2 separate regions of the Homo sapiens genome follow, and region 2 is linked to region 1. Evidence: chromatin loops called from intact Hi-C (ENCODE). Cell type or tissue: endothelial cell of umbilical vein. All regions are shown on one strand.

Region 1 (8,000 bases):
CCATCCTGTTTAAAAACACACTGCTTTCACTCACACTGTCTGCATTCCTGAAAAGAAAGCTTCTTTAGGTTTTATGCTTTGCTTTTCTCAAATTGGTTGCTTGGGGATTAAGAAATTAAGTTACTTTGGTTCAACATAAATTGCACACAGAAGTCTTGTTCTTACATGATTTTGTCTTATGAGCATAGAATTTATACCTGTTGGATGCTGAAGCCAACATTATGTTTTGCATTGCTGGAGTCAAGGCTTAGTGGAATTTGTTTGTTCACACTCAGTTTTTGATGCAGATTTTCCTCATTTGATTTTTTAGAAACCACTCCCAACTCTAGAGAGAAACTTCACAGGGATGTGCCAGTGATACAGATGACAAGTGTAGAAGACTATATATACAGCCAGTTTCCACTTCTACTATTAATAATATGCATTATATCTATTGAACACTCTAAGTACAGGTTAATTTGGTTGAAAGTGATACATACCTAATTCAGACTGGCTTAAGTAGAGAAGAAGTTTCTATAGAAAAGTGCAAACTGTCTCTCTCCAGTGGTATGTTTCAGGAGTGACATGGTCCAAGGGCTCAGCTGATGTCATGAGGACCTGCTTTCTCTTCATTTCTCAGCTGTGTCTCTTGCACGCTGGCTTCATTCCCAGGTTCCTGGTGATGGCCCTGGAAGCTCTAGACTCAAATTCTCCTTACTGCTAGCAGACCCAGGGGAAAACATGATGCTTTTCTCTCATCACTCTCAGAAAAAGCCTCTTTGGTGCTGATTAGATTACAAGCCCAGCCTTGAACCAATTGTTTAGCTTGAAGAATGCAGCTTTTTGATTGGCCAAGGTTACATTAGTGCTCAGCAACCCCTTCCTGTTGGAGCCTGGAGTGGAAGCAACTTTCCCCAAAGCTCATGGACTGAGAATGGGAGGCTCCAGAGCAAAGTTGGGATACTATCACTTGGAGAAGGATGTATAGATATTAGGGGGAAAATAATAGATCTCTATGCTAAGCACATAGAGTGGTAAATATATGGTTTCACCATCATACCCCAAATACATTGAATTAGCTTCAGAACTCCTAACTAATATACTGATGGTGAATGATATTAACTCCATATAGCACACATGTGGTGTTTGGGAGTCTACTGTGAGGGAGAAAGTTGAATATCTTATGTAGAAGACTCTGGTTATATCTGGGATGATATGGAGATGGGAGCAGTAAATCATCAGGTGTTGTGTCTTGTCTAAACAATAAAACTAAAAGCTCCATGAAGGTAAGAACCATGTGTTATCCTGCCTGGTTTTCCTCACAGGCCCGGGCTCCACAAATAAGGCACCTATGAAATATTTAATGGAAATCAGTATATTGAAGAGATACCTGCATTTCCATGTTTGTGGCACCACTGTTCACAATAGCTAAGATTTGGAAGCAACCTAAGTGTCCAACGGATAAGTGGACAAAGAAAATGTGGTACATATACACAATGGGGTACTATTCAACCACAAAAATGATTGAGATACTGTCATTTGCAACAACACAGATGGAACTGGAAATCATTATGTTAAGTGAAATAAGCAAAGCACAGAAAGACAAACATCACATGTTCTCACTTACTTGTGGGATCTAAAAATTAAAACAATTGAACTCATGGACGTAGAGAACAGAAGGTTGGTTACCAGGGGAAGGGGTGTGAAGGGGTTGAAGGGGAGGTAGGGATGGCTAATGAGTACAAAAAGTAGTTAGAATAAGACAGCATTTGCTAGACAGGGAGACTATAGTCAACAATAATTTAATTGTACATTTTGAGATAACTAAAAGTGTAATTGGATTGTAGCACAAAAAGGATAAATGCTCGAGGGGATAGATACCCCATTTTCCATGATATGATTATTATGCATTGCATGCCTGTATCAAAACATCTCATGTGCCCTATAAATACATACATTTACTGTGTACCCACAAATTTAAAAATTAAAAAAATTTAATGGTTTGAATAATTGAGGAATTGATGACACAAAGGGAAATAACAGCTATCATTTACAGAATAGTATGTCCCAGCCCCAGTCAGACTTGACTTTAAATCCTGGCTGTAGCAGCAAATGACTCAATTATCCCAAACATCATCTGTAAAATGGGACTAACAGCCATATATGTGCTAGGTCGTTGGGAGGCATAAATGTGGTATAGAAGGCTCTTGACACTGTTGGCACTCAATAAATACTGGCTGTTATTATTTTTATTTTATTTTAAGTGATAAGCACTTTTTTATACTATCATATTTCATTCTTCCATCAAACCTGTGAGAAAAATACTGTTTTCATCTCTGTTTAAGAAGTGGAACTGAATTTTGACCCCAATTTTTCCTGCCTCTGAATTTCATGTCCCTAATTACTATTCTGTCCTGCCTTCCTATCCTTTAATGTACCAACTGGGAAGACACGAGTTCACTCACAGCCTGAGTTCCTGTTTCTGTGTGTGGGTGTGGTGGGGGGTAAGGCAGACCACTGGGAATGTGGGAATGGGGGAAGAAACCAAAGAACCCCTTGCCTTTTGTGATTTAGTTATTTTTTTCCACACAGAGCAGTTCTGCAGAATCCCAACACTGGAGGCTTAGCTAACAAATGCAAATTACTGTGCAACATAAGACCATTCTTCAGTTAGATCAAAGCCTTTGGCCTCGACCATCTAGATGGGGACCTGTGTCTGGTTCATCTCAAAGTGGTGATTCCTGACTCCAGGGTGATTGTGGCTACCTAGTCCTCTTCCCAGTCATGGGCAGCCAGGGAAGGATTTCATTCAACAGTTACATATCCCTTACACAGTTCTGGGCACTGTTCTAAGCACTTTACAAATGTTACCTCATTTAATCTTCTCGGCTCCCTTGAGGTAGACCATCATCTGTGCTTTCATCATAAATCCAAAATGCAGAAGCACCTGAAGGGTACGTACTGTCTTCCAAATACTGTTCTAAGTGTGTCAAATACAAAAGCCCACAAGGTAGATCCTATTATTATTATTATCATTCCTATTTCACAAGTGAGGAGACCTAAGTATGGGAAGATGAAGAAGCTTGCCCCAATGTCACCCAGATAGTAACTGATAGTTCTGAGATTTGAACCCAAGCAGTCTGGCCTTAGAAACCACACTTGTCTACTAACTACCCCAGCTGTCAGCACCCATTCCTCCATTTCTTAAAAATAGTTAACTCTTTTTGGTTTGTGAAACTTTAAGAAAATACAGTAGCTCTGCTTAATGTGAATGTGTTGATTCTCAAACTCATTGACTGAATTTTCTAGAATAGTTAGATAACTAAGAAAGCAGGAAGCACTGAAGCGTGTTGAGTTTGGACTTAGACAGTTATGAGCCACCTACTAGCTGTATGCTCTTGGACGAGTTATGTTACTTCTTTAAATCTCAGTTTATTCATCAGTGAAATGGAATAATATGCTTACCTCATGGGGTGCGGTGAGGATTCAATGAGAAAACCATATGAAGACCTCAGACAGTGCCTAGAGAATGAGGAAACACACCAATAATTAGATTTTAAAAAATTATTATAGACAATTATTTTGCCATAATAGGGATTGTCTTAGTGCAGGTATCCTATTAAACATGCTCTATGAGCATCTTTTTTTTTTTTCTTTTTTTTTTTGAGACGGAGTCTCACTCTTGTCACCTAGGCTGGAGTGCAATGGTGCGATCTCAGCTCACTGCAACCTTTGCCTCCTCGGTTCAAGGGATTCTCCTGCCTCAGCCTTCTGAGTAGCTGGGATTCCAGGTGCCTGCCACCATGCCCGGCTAGTTTTTGTGTTTTTAGTAGAGACAGGGTTTCACCATGTTGGCCGGGCTGGTCTCAAACTCCTGACCTCAGGTGATCCACCCGCCTTGGCCTCCCAAAGTGCTAGGATTACAGGCGTTAGTCACCGTGCCCGGCCTATGAGCACCATTTTTTAATCACCTTCATTTTGTAATTAATGACTGGATTGTTTTATCTGATGAATGACAGTCTCTTTCACTGAACTATAAACTTCACTGGACTGTGAACACCATGTATGTATTTATATCATCCAGTCTTCATGCCAGGGCCTTATTTGGTACCTGGGTGTCCCGAGGGAATATTTTGTGTTCCGTAATGAACAAAGATTGGACATTTTACAATATAAAACATTTTAAGGATAACTCTGGATATAGGAACATTAGTTTACAAAATCAAATTGGGGATTAATTCTGTGCCATTTGGAATCAATATCATCTGATGGGTGTTTTTCTGCTCCAGGTTTGGTTCTGGACTGACTGGATTTTACATCAGTGTCTCTCAGACCACATCTTCCCCCTATTTGCATTTGACCTTCCTCTTTGTCTGGGGGACCCCATCTGAAAAGTCCCCCCCAGCAGTGGCCCATGCTGTATTTCACCAAAAAAGATCTGTATTTAGAAGGAACATTTACACGTTATTGGTGTCTCTCTGAGAGCGTAAGGTGCTTACCATATAGCTTGGCACAGTTTTCATTAAAGAGAAGAACAAAGAGAGGCAAAACATGAGGAAATTACTAAATTCCAACATGAAACTGAGAAGATATGCCCCTACACTTGCCCTCATAAACATTAAGCATTTTTTTATGGTGACATTTTTAGCCCATTCTGAAATGTATTGATTTGTTTCCTGTGAGTCATTGTCTGTTTCTGCTTTCTATGTTAAAAAACATATTAAATATCAATGTGATGATATAAATATATACGTGTGGGTGGATGGGCGGGTGAAAGGAATTTTCTTTCAAATTCTAAGAAGGGAAATAGCTTTTTCATAGGTTCCCACATCATCCATCAACTCATCACATCCTCAGTCTACTGCATTTCCCCCCTCGACACAAAACTGAATAATCACTCTGGTTTTAAAGCTTGAGAGAAAAAGTTTCAGAAGGTTCTGGAGATGGCCTGTTATTTGGGAGACAGCTGAAGTTTTTGTAGCTCTAATTCTGGGTTGAGGGGACGTCCAGCCGCTATCTCCATTTTGAGCAGTAGAGGGCAGACGTCTCCACTCCCGCCTGCCCAAGATCACCCCGGCAACTTTATGTTTATGCAAACAGCCTTTGACATAATAGCTTTGAAACAGCTGAAAATTGAATTGTGCCTTGAGGCCAAACATCTAGACCACCACCTTTGTTATATTCATCTGCCACAGTAAATTGGGTTCACCATTGGCTCTGGGAGCTGCTTTTTCCTCGATTCTAGTCCCACATAACTTTGCGCAGGAGAAAGACAAATGCGACTTCCTCACACAAAACGTTGGCAGGGTTTCATTTCACAAACTCTTATCTGAGGGGCTGGAGATTGCTGTGTGGATTTCTCCAGCCAACTGAAGAAAATAAAGGGGAAACTGGAAAGCTAAACCAAATCCATCTAATTCTGGAATATCTCTGTGGGTTTCCATAGCTTTTTAGCTTCTCCACTTAATCTAATTAGGACTTTGCCTCCCGAAATAAATACCTAATAAAGAATGAACCTATTAAAAGACTAAATTTACTACACACACGTTTGTGCGAACCCTCTGCCTGTTTCCTTGAAGCGGTAATGCCGATGAAATTGAACGTTGTTTGACTGGGTAATGGTCTCCCGCTGTAAGACGGATTATAGAAAATAAACATGGATGGGGGGGTGGGGGGCGGGGAAGCCAGCCGCTTTATTGAATTCCGCTGATGATAATGCCATCACCTGAAATCGCTGCCTGAAAAGAGTGTCAATGGGGGAGAAGCAGCAGCAGCAGCCAGAGCCAATTTGCAACTGGGTAACAGTTCATTTTAGAAGTAATTTTATTCTGTTTTGGGTTCACTGCCCTGGTTTGGGGGGTTAACAGAAAGTAGATTTTTAAAAGAAATCTGATTGTGGGCCTCATGGATGCTTTTCAAAGGAGGGCATTTAGGCATTGACTAATTGATTGGTTCATTTGTTTATCAATAAATATTTCATAAAGGCCTACTCTGTGTGAGGCGCTAGTTAGGAGCTGGGGATTTGATAATGAGCAAAGCAGGTTTGCCATCACTCTACTAAAACTTAGAGTCAGCGCAGGAGGTAGAATTCATTCATTAGCAAATATTTATTAAGCACTCACTTTGGATCAGGCTTATAATCAGAAAATAACTATACAATTACAACCTGGATGAGTATTATGAAGGCTCGGCAGTGAGGTTGCTGGACTGGATGTCCACTATTTCTTTGAAGAACAGTTTTAAGGAAAATCATGTAATATCAAACAGACCCTCAGATCAGTATGGAGGTCAGAAGATTACAGAGTTTATTAGCATGTTTGTGAGTTCACTTAATGGGTTCAAATTCAATTACCAAACTTCTCTGGACCTCAGTTTCCTTATCTTGATAGAAGTTTCTAGTAATTCCTGTCCAATTTGCCCAATAGGATTGACGTTTGAGTAAAATGAGAGACTAGGCATGAAAGTGCTTTGTAGTTGTTGAAAATAAGAGAAATTATTATTAACGGCACGTGCTCTTCTAGGGTGTACCCACAGGATCTTACAATATTCTTGGGTAGACAAGAGGAATACAGGTTGATCAATGGTGAGTAATTCAAACAGTTTAGGGAAAGTGGTAAAGTATATGGCACAGAAGATATGTTGAATGAGGTCAGGGAGAAGTCAGGCCTGGAAAAATGGATGGGGTTTAGAAAGAGAAGAGCAGAAGTCTGAAGCCAGTTTGCATTTGGGGCTCATGGGATGCTGGTGTTCACACTGGCAGTTGGAACACACAGCTCAAGTTTAGAGTGGTGCCACAGGCACCGCCTATGATGGGAACTGATGGGAACATTCACATTTTACCCCACTTTCCTGAAAAGACAATGCTTAAAACCAGAACTTCTTAAACCTGTGTAATATATGGACTTTTTTTTTCTTTTTCTTTTTATTCGACACATAATTATTGTACATATCTATGGGATAGAGAGTGATATTTTCACACATGTATACAATGTATAATGATCAAATCAGGGTAATTAGCATAGTCATCATCTCAAACATTTATCATTTGTGTTGTGAACATTCAGAATCCTCTCTTCCAGTTTTCTTAAAATATACACTAAATTATAGCTAACCGCATTCACCCTATATTGTAGCAGAATATGGAAACTCTTTCCTTCTATGCAGTTTTGTGTCTATTAACTAGCATCTCCCTATCCTCCCCTCTCCCCCTCCTTCCCAGCCTCTAAAAACCACAGTTCTACTCTCTGCTTCTATAAGCATATTTTTAAAAAGTTTCCATGTAGGAGGGAGAACATGTGGTATTTGTCTTCTCGTGCCTGACACTTCACTTAACATATTGTCCGCTAGGCTCATACATGTTGCCACAAATAACAGGATTTTATTCTTTTTTATGGCTAAATTGTATTCCACTCTCTGTATATACCATATTTTCTTTCTTTTTCCTTTTTTTGAGGTTGGAAATGGAAACATTTTATTGTGGGATATACATACCACTATTACTGTTATGAAGACTTTTTTACGTAGTGACACCTTGTATTATGGAATCTATATAGTTCTATACTATAATCAAGACATTTATACAAAGTGACACTTTGAGATATGGTTGGCCCCTTTAGCTGGATACCAATGAAGACTGGCATCCACACATTCACAGGCATGTTTATTCTTCATCCTAGTGTTAGGGTTTCTGTTTATTCCGCTTGTACTTCCCTTGGCAGACAGCGATTACATTTTACCTCAGCACCATCTTGTCAGTGCCAAAGAACTTGCATTTGCCAAGGAATCAATCTCCTGGGATGCAATGTCATGAAGTGGAATGGTATAGTCTATTCGATAAAGTCATCATTTTTTTGCATTTCCTTGACAGTTTAATTTTTACCACTTTTATATCACGTGTTTTCACCAGAATTTTGCCATGTTACATAACCACAGGCAACCCAGGCTAAATGTTGACCTGGCTTCATGTTTTGGAGATACATTTCTCAAAATGTCTGGAATATTTTGTGCTTCTAGTGATTCCT
Region 2 (8,000 bases), 80 kb before region 1:
GAAGTTGCGGTGAGCTGAGATTGTGCCACTGCACTCCAGCCTGGGCAACAGAGTGAGACTCTGTCTCAAAAAAAACCCAAAAAAATAATAATGAGAGAAAGGAAATGAATAAAAAAGAACAAGAGAAAGATAAAAAAAAAAAACAGTCTGGGTGCGGTGGCTGACACCTGTAATCCCAGCACTTTGGGAGGCCGGGGTGGGAAGATTACTTGAGCTCAGGAGTTTGAGACCAGCCTGGGCAACATAGTGAGACCCCATCTCTATTTATAAAAAAAAAAAAAAAAAAGAAAGAAAAAAAGAAAGAAAAAAGTGAGAAAAAGAAAAAAGGATAAGGAAAAAGAAAACAATGAGAAAAATAAAAGTAAAGAAGACCAAGAAAAAGGGAAAAATGAGAAAACTAAAAAAAGAGAAAGAATACAAATGGGAAAATGAGAAAAAGAATAAAAAAAGAGAGAGAGCGAAAGTTAATAACAAATGAAAAAGACAGAAAGCCTACAATGCCAAAAAGAAAACAAGTAAATTTTGGGCAAAATCCCTTAGGTCATTGAAAACCAGCCTCCTGAGCTAGAAAGCCCGGAAACCTAAGCCCAACCAGGGACTTATATACGTGCCTGGAATTCTAGAACAGTGGCTTCCTAGGACGTCATAGCAAGAAAGGGACCTATCATGGCTGATGATAATCCACAGTGGTTTCCTCATTTTTTGGTCTCAAGAAAGCCTTACTGTTAAAAAAATTTTGAGAACCCTAAATAGCAACAGCTTTTCCTTTATGTAGGTTATAGATATTGCTATTTGCCTTATTAGAAATTAAAACCGATACGATGCTTCAGTGGCTTTTTCATTTCTAGCTCGAAAAGCTTTTGGCTTATTATGTTTTTAAATGTCCAAATATGTGGCGATTTTTAATTTATCTTTTTATTAGTTTTTAAATTTTATTCATATTTTAGTTTGTATCTATAATAAAAGGACCCTGTGTAAACAAAAATAACTAAAATATCATTCTAAAAACAATAATTCCTCAATATTAACATCTTTTCAGTGTTAAAAATTTTAATTGTCCCACATATTTTGAATTAAAAAAATTTTGTTTTATTAAAAATTTTGTTTTTGTTTATTTATTTATTTATTTTTGAGATAGGGTCTCATTCTGTCACCCAGGCTGGAGTGCAGTGGTGTGATCTCGGCTCACTGCAACCTCCGCCTCTCGGGTTCAAGCAATCCTTCCACCTCAGTCTCCTGAGTAGCTGGGACTACAGGTGTGTATTTTTTAGTAGAGATGGGGTTTCACCATGTTGGCCAGGCTGGTCTCGAACTCCTGGCCTCAGGTGATCCACCTGCCTCGGCCTCCCAAAGTGCTGGGATTACAGGTGTGAGCCACTGCGCCTGGTCATTTTGAAATTTTTTGTTTTTCAGATTGTCTATTCGAACAGGAACCAAATAAGGTCCATATATTGTGATTGATTATGTCCTTTAAAAGGCTTTAAAAATCTATCAGTTTTCACTCTAATCTCCTTTATAATCTATCTTTGAGAAATCCAGATTGTCAGCATCCTCCTCTTTGCAGTTTGCTGATTGTATTCGTGGTATAGATTAACCAGTTTCTCTGTATTTTCTGTACATTGATGGTTGAATCTTGAGGTTTGATCAGATTTAGATGTGAATTTATTTTGGTAAGACTTCTTCACAGGTGGTGTTCTGCTCTTTTATTAGGAGCCACATGATGTCTGATGAGCTCTCTTCTTGTGATGTTAGCAGACTTTCATTCTAATTTCCTAGATCTATTAAATCATGATCGGTAACATGATGGTTAATTTTAGGTGCCACCTTGACTGGGCTAAGGGATGCCCCAATAGCTGGTACATATTATTTCTGCATGTATCTGTGTGAGCATTTCTGGAAGAGATTAGCATTTGAACTAGTAGATTGAGTGTTTTAGTCTGTTTGTGCTGCTACAACAAAATACCTGAGACTGGGTAATTTTTTATTTTTATTTTTGTATTTATTTATTTATTTATTTGTTTTTGAGAGAGAGTTTTGCTCTTGTTGCTCAAGCTGGAGTGCAATGGTGCGATCTGAGCTCACCACAACCTACGCCTCACCTCCCTGGTTCAAGTGATTCTCCTGCCTCAGCCTCCCAAGTAGCTGGGATTACAGTTGCGTGCCACCATGCTGGACTAATTTTTGTATTTTTAGTAGAGATGGGGTTTCACCATGTTGGCCAGGCTGGTCTTGAACTCCTGACCTCAAGGGATTGCCTGCCTTGGCCTCCCAAAGTGCTGGGATTACAGGTGTGAGCCACCGCACCTGGCCTATTTTTTTTTTTTTTTTAATAGAGATGGCGGCAGGGGGGGGTCTCATTACATTGCCCAGGCTGGTCTCGAACTCCAGGGCTCAAGCAATCCTCCCACCTTGGCCTCCCAAAGTGCTGGGATGTAATCCCAGGCAGAGGCTGTCGCACCTGGCCAAAATACCTGAGACTGGGTAATTTATAAAGAACAGACATTTATTTCTCATAGTTCTGGAGGATGGAAAGTTGAAGACCAAGGCTCTGGCAGTTGAGGATGTTTGGTGAGGCTGCGTCCTCTAGACAGGTGGAATGCTGTGTCCTTGCATGGCAAAAAAGCTAACGAGCAAGCTAAAGACCTAGACAAATGCCATAAAAAGCCTTTTTTCATAAGGGCCTTTATTTCTTTCACATGAGAGCAGCCCTCGTGGTGTAATCACCTGTTAGAGGCCCGTCTTTTAATACTATTACCTTGACAACCCCTGGATTTTGGAGGGGTTGTCACATTCAGACCATAGCACTGAGTAAAGAAGATCCCCCTCCCTCATGTGGGTGGGCAATATCCTATCCGGTGAGGGCCTGAATAGAACAAAAAGGCAGGGGAATTGTGAATTCAATCTATCTGCTTGATTTGGGACATCCAGTGCTCTTGCTCTGCGACATTGGAGCTCCTTGTTCTTAAGCCTTTAAACTCAGGCAGGGATTTTCACCATCAGATCTCCTACTTCCTGTTTTTGGACCTTGGCACTCAGACTGGAGCTTATACCATTGGCTTTCTGGCTCCCAGGCCTTCAGGCTTGAACTAGAACTATACTGCTTGCTTCCCTGGGCCTCCAGTTTGCAGATGGCAATTTATAGAACTTCTCAGCCTTCATAATCATGTGAGCTAATCCCTCATAATAAATCTCTTTCTATAGATCTACATATATCCTATTTGCTTTGTTTCTCTGGAGAACCCTGACTAATACAAATAGCAAAATAAGGCCAGGTGCTGTGGCTCATGCCTGTAATCCTAGCACTTTGGGAGGCCGAGGCGGGCAGATTGCCTGAGGTCAGGAGTTTGAGACCAGCCTGGGCAACACGGTGAAACCCTATCTCTACTAAGAATACAAAAATTAGCTGGGCATGGAGGCATGCGCCTGTAGTCCCAGCTACTTGGGAGGTTGAGGCAGGAGAATTGCTTGACCCCAAGAGGCAGAGCTTGCAGTGAACCGAGATCGTGCCACTGCACTCTAGCCTGGGCGACAGAGCAAGACTCCATCTCCAAAAAAAAAAAAAAAAAAAAAAAAAAAAAGGCAAATTAATAAATCTATCATCCCTTCTTTAATTATTGGCTGGAATACTTTAACAAAGAGAAATGTGTCATCTATTGTTATAAACTTCTAACTCACTTGGGATGAGAGATGACTTTATGATTCCTGTTCTTGCAATAAAAGGTATTTTGAAAGATTCCAAATTAAGCCAAAGAAATAAATTGCTAAGAGAGGAATTTTGGCATCAGAAACATCACTTTAAATGTTTGAGGTCCTGAGAATATTTGAGGTCTTGTTATGGCTGAAATAATATAAAGTAAATAATCTACAGTGCTACCCACAGCCCTCAACAATGTGCCCAACCCGCAATACACATTCAGTACATATTAGCCATTATTAACATCATATAATCTAACCATCGCATTTTAGATGTGGAAAATTGGGGGTTATTCATTTGTTTGTTCATTCAACAAATGTTTACTGAGCCCTTATTAAACTCTCTGAGGAGGCACAGTTCTAGGGGCTGGGGAAACCACAAAACCAAGTCTCTGAGTTTGTTGTGCTTTGTTGTGGGTTGTGGGAAATCTAAGAGGGTGATAAATGATATGAAGGAAATAAACAGGGTGATGTGTTAGTCCTACTGGGTGGGGCATTACTTTAGGTGGGGCGCTAACATTGGGAGAAAGGAGCCCGATAGGTAGAGGTGTAGAAAGAGGACTTTCCACGCAGGGGATACTGCAAGTGCAAAGGCTCCGAGGTGGGAATAAGCTGGACATGTTCCAGGAGCAGAAAGGCAATCAGTGCGGTTGAGTCTGAATGAGCAGGCAGAAGGGTGGTAGAAGGTCCATGTAGAGAGACAGGTGGAAGCAGAGATGAGAATCCTGTTTTTCTGGTGGCTTCTGTGTTGGTACATTTTGTATATAACTTTGTACGATTCGGGGGCCCACTTTGTACGATTTGCAGCTACAAAATACAGTGTTTTCAAAATCACTTTCCTCATCCTGCCTGTTTAGACCTGTGCCTTTTGAGAGCCAGTTCTGAAGCAGACAGCAGTTCCGTGCTGCACCCAGGTTTTCTTTCTGGCGGCTTGCAGCTCCTGGTGTTTTCAGGGACCGCTGGTGAGAGCTGCTGATTTGGAGTTGAAGAGCCAGCCCCAGGGCCGTTCCATGTCGTGCTCTGCCCTGACCTCTGGTGGAATCGGCCTGTTAAGACATAGACCAAGTGGGAATGTGGAAGTCCTTGCCTCCTTCTTCCATTTGGCTGGGAGTATGCGATGTATTATGAAGGCCTCCAGCACCTCAGGTCCTCTTCAGATTTTCAGGACCTTTGGAGGGACAGGATTTCAGACACTGCCATGGGATGGCCCAATGACTTTTGACCATCCAACACCTCTTGGCCTCAGGGATTGGCTCAGAAAGGGCACATGACCCAGTCTGGGCAAGTCAGGTCTTCCCTAAGCATTGGTACAGGGACCTTAGGAGACAGAGCATCTTTTTACCTGGGATTTGGAGTTATAATGTCCTTTTATACTTGGACTGCCAGTCTCCATCTCTTTGGCCACACGAAGGGAGGCTTCCTGAGAATTTAAATCAATACTGAGGAGGAAGGTGGGGTCTGGAGATGTGATGGGAACCATCATTTAAGCTCCTGCTTCGGTTTGGGCTTAGACTGAGCCAATAAATAACTTTTTCTCTTAAGCTGGTTTCAGTTAGGTTTCTGTTGCTTGCAACTGGAAATCTCCTAATTGCTATGTCAATCAGTGCTAGCCATCACTATTAGTAGTGGTACTGATCAAAAGTAAGTTTGAGGTAGATACACAATGGCACTCTATGGCAGAATCCACATTTGTCACTATATAGTGATCTGTTTTTCTGTTTCTAAATGTTGGTCTCTCTCATTCCATAAAGGCAGAAACCATATTTGTTTTGCTCATCAGTCTAGCTCACTGTCTAGTTGAGTAAGTCTTCAATAAATACTTGTGGAATGAATAAATAGTTGCATGGCAATGTTTACTGATGTGAGAAGGTAACTTACATTCTCTAATACTATTGTAGCCATCTAGGGGAATGTGCTTATTCTTTAGCTAGTCATGCTGAAGGGTTTATGGGCAAAGTTGGATGATATCTGCCGCAACTTAGTTGGTTCAGGAAAAAAAAGTATTATCTGTATGTGTATATCAATGACACAACCACAATGTGAAAGTTTAAGAGCTTTTAGCACTCACTACAACCCCATGCACCCATCACTCAGATTCAATAATGATCTGATGAGCCATCTTGTTTCATTTCTACTCCTACTACCTTCCTGTCTCTATAGACTTATTTTGGAATTATTTACTTTGAAGTAATTTCAAGCTTGCAAAAAAATTGCAAGTATAGTTTGGAGAATACCCAAATACTCTTTGTTTAAATTCACTATTTTTAAAAATCTTATCATGCTCCCTCATGTGCAATGTTTGTGTATATATATCTGTATGTGTTTACAGATATATGTGCATGTAGACATAAAATCGTTAATTTTTGGACCATCTGACAGTAGGCTGCATGGCTAAGGCCTCTTTACTTCATGTATATGTATATGTGTGTTAAGAGACAGAGTACAAATACAGCAAAATGTTAACCATTATTGAAATTAAGTGGTGGCTATAGAGGTATTCATTGTACTATTCTTTCAATTTCTATGTATTTAAAAATTATCAAAATAAAAAATAGGAAAAGAAAAAATATTACCATTGTCTTGATGTGCAGTCGTGATCACCCTGCTTTTAAGAAATTTCCAATCATGGCTGGGCATGGTGGCTCACGCCTGTAATCTCAGCACTTCGGGAGGCCAAGGCGGGCAGATCACTTGAGGTCAGGAGTTAAAGACCAGCCTGGCCAACATGGTAAAACCCCGTCTCTACTAAAGATACAAAAATTAGCTGGGTGTGGTGGTGTGCGCCTATAATCCCAGCTATTCAGGAGGCTGAGGGAGAAGAATTGCTTGAACCCAGGAGGTAGAGGTTGCAGTGAGTCGAGATCACGCCACTGCACTCCAGCCTGGGGGACAGAGTGAGACTCCATCTTAAGAGAAAAAAAAGAAATTTCCGATCCCCGAATTTCCTATAATTCGGGGAAATTACGGAAAAACTATTTGCATTATAAAGAAATGTTCATGTTCTGGGAAAAATATCTCCTCAAGTCTTCTTCAAATAATAGCAATTAAAATGATCCAATGAAGGCATACAGTTCAGCTGTAGAGGAAATGAAATTAGCCCAAGAGAACAAATCTTTTCTTTCCCTTCTCCCTTCCTTTCTTCCTTCATCTTTCCCTAGTTTGCTAAAATTTTTTAAAAAGCTCTTGTTTTCAGATTATAAAGTCACGGTAAAAAAAAGTTCAGACAATAATGAAAGGGGTAAAGAAGACATTAAAATTATCCACGACGTTACATTCTAAAAATAATAGTGAAAACAGCACAAAACACTGTTCTAAACACATTCATACTTTACTAATACCCCAAGGAAGTAGTTTCTACTATCATTCATATTTTACAGGTGGGGAAGTTGAGGCACAAAGGGGTTGAGTAAATTTCCTAAGATGAAAGTCCAGCTCCACCTAAGATTTGTAAGAGCTTGAATTCGAACTCAGGCAATCTGACTCTAAAACCTGTGCTCTTCACCACTATCCGACCCCACCTTGCTGAGAAAAAGGCACTTCGAACCCTTTGGTAAATATTCTTTTGTACAGATGTGCACTCTTGCTCACATACACACAAGTGCACACATATACAATCACGCACGTGATCATATGCATATACCCAGACATGTGCACATACATGTCACTAACACACATATGAGCACATCCACATTTTACAAAACAATCATTTTATTTATGGCAGTTGACATGGTTAGGCTTTGTGTCCCTACCGAAATCTCATCTTGAATTGTAATCCCCATAATCTCCACCTGTCAAGGTTGGGAGCAGGTGGAGGTAATTGAATCTTGGGGGCGGTTCCCCTATGCTGTTCTCGTGATAGTGAGTGAGTTCTTAGGAGATCTGATGGTTTTATAAGCGTCTGGCGTTTCCCCTGCTTGCATTCACTCTGTCCTGCCGCCCAGTGAGGAAGGTTCCAGCTTCTCCTTTGCCCTCCGCCATGACTGTAAGTTTCCCGAGGCTTCCCCAGCAATGTGGAACTGTGAGTCAATCAAACCTTCTTCCTTTATAAATTACCCGGTCTCAGATATTTCGTCATGGCAGTGTGAGAACAGACTAATACAGTGCTTCATGACTCATGTTTTACATACAAAAGTAGGCAGGAGAGTTTAACGAACCCCTGTTTTGAGTGAAACAATGAACTTTACTGTCTACAGCACCTGAGAGGCCCAGAAAGGAGAGGACCAGCAAGGGGACTACTGACTTGGGTTCCTTTGTGGCGGCCTTGCTATCCAGGCTCAGATTGCAGGCACGGCTTCCATGATGCAACC

Evidence for each region. Peaks named below come from ENCODE experiments on the same cell type or tissue, not always from the same donor. Only the 100,000 strongest peaks of a DNase experiment are listed, where the experiment ranks them.
Region 2: it touches region 1 in a loop (6-fold over the local background); 2 of 110 quality-filtered maps call a loop at or near these places.

Annotation. Positions count from the first base shown.
Region 1 is chr5:158,070,426-158,078,425 of GRCh38, forward strand. It overlaps the pseudogene LOC100128898. Among named protein-coding and RNA genes, the nearest start is that of CLINT1, 220 kb to the left of the region's middle. In endothelial cell of umbilical vein, a CTCF peak has its summit at 4,990 (motif pointing right); a DNase peak (open chromatin) is centred at 4,876; H3K27ac peaks cover 1,895 bases.
Region 2 is chr5:157,990,374-157,998,373 of GRCh38, forward strand. No RefSeq gene overlaps it. Among named protein-coding and RNA genes, the nearest start is that of CLINT1, 140 kb to the left of the region's middle. In endothelial cell of umbilical vein, a CTCF peak has its summit at 4,740 (motif pointing left); a DNase peak (open chromatin) is centred at 4,728.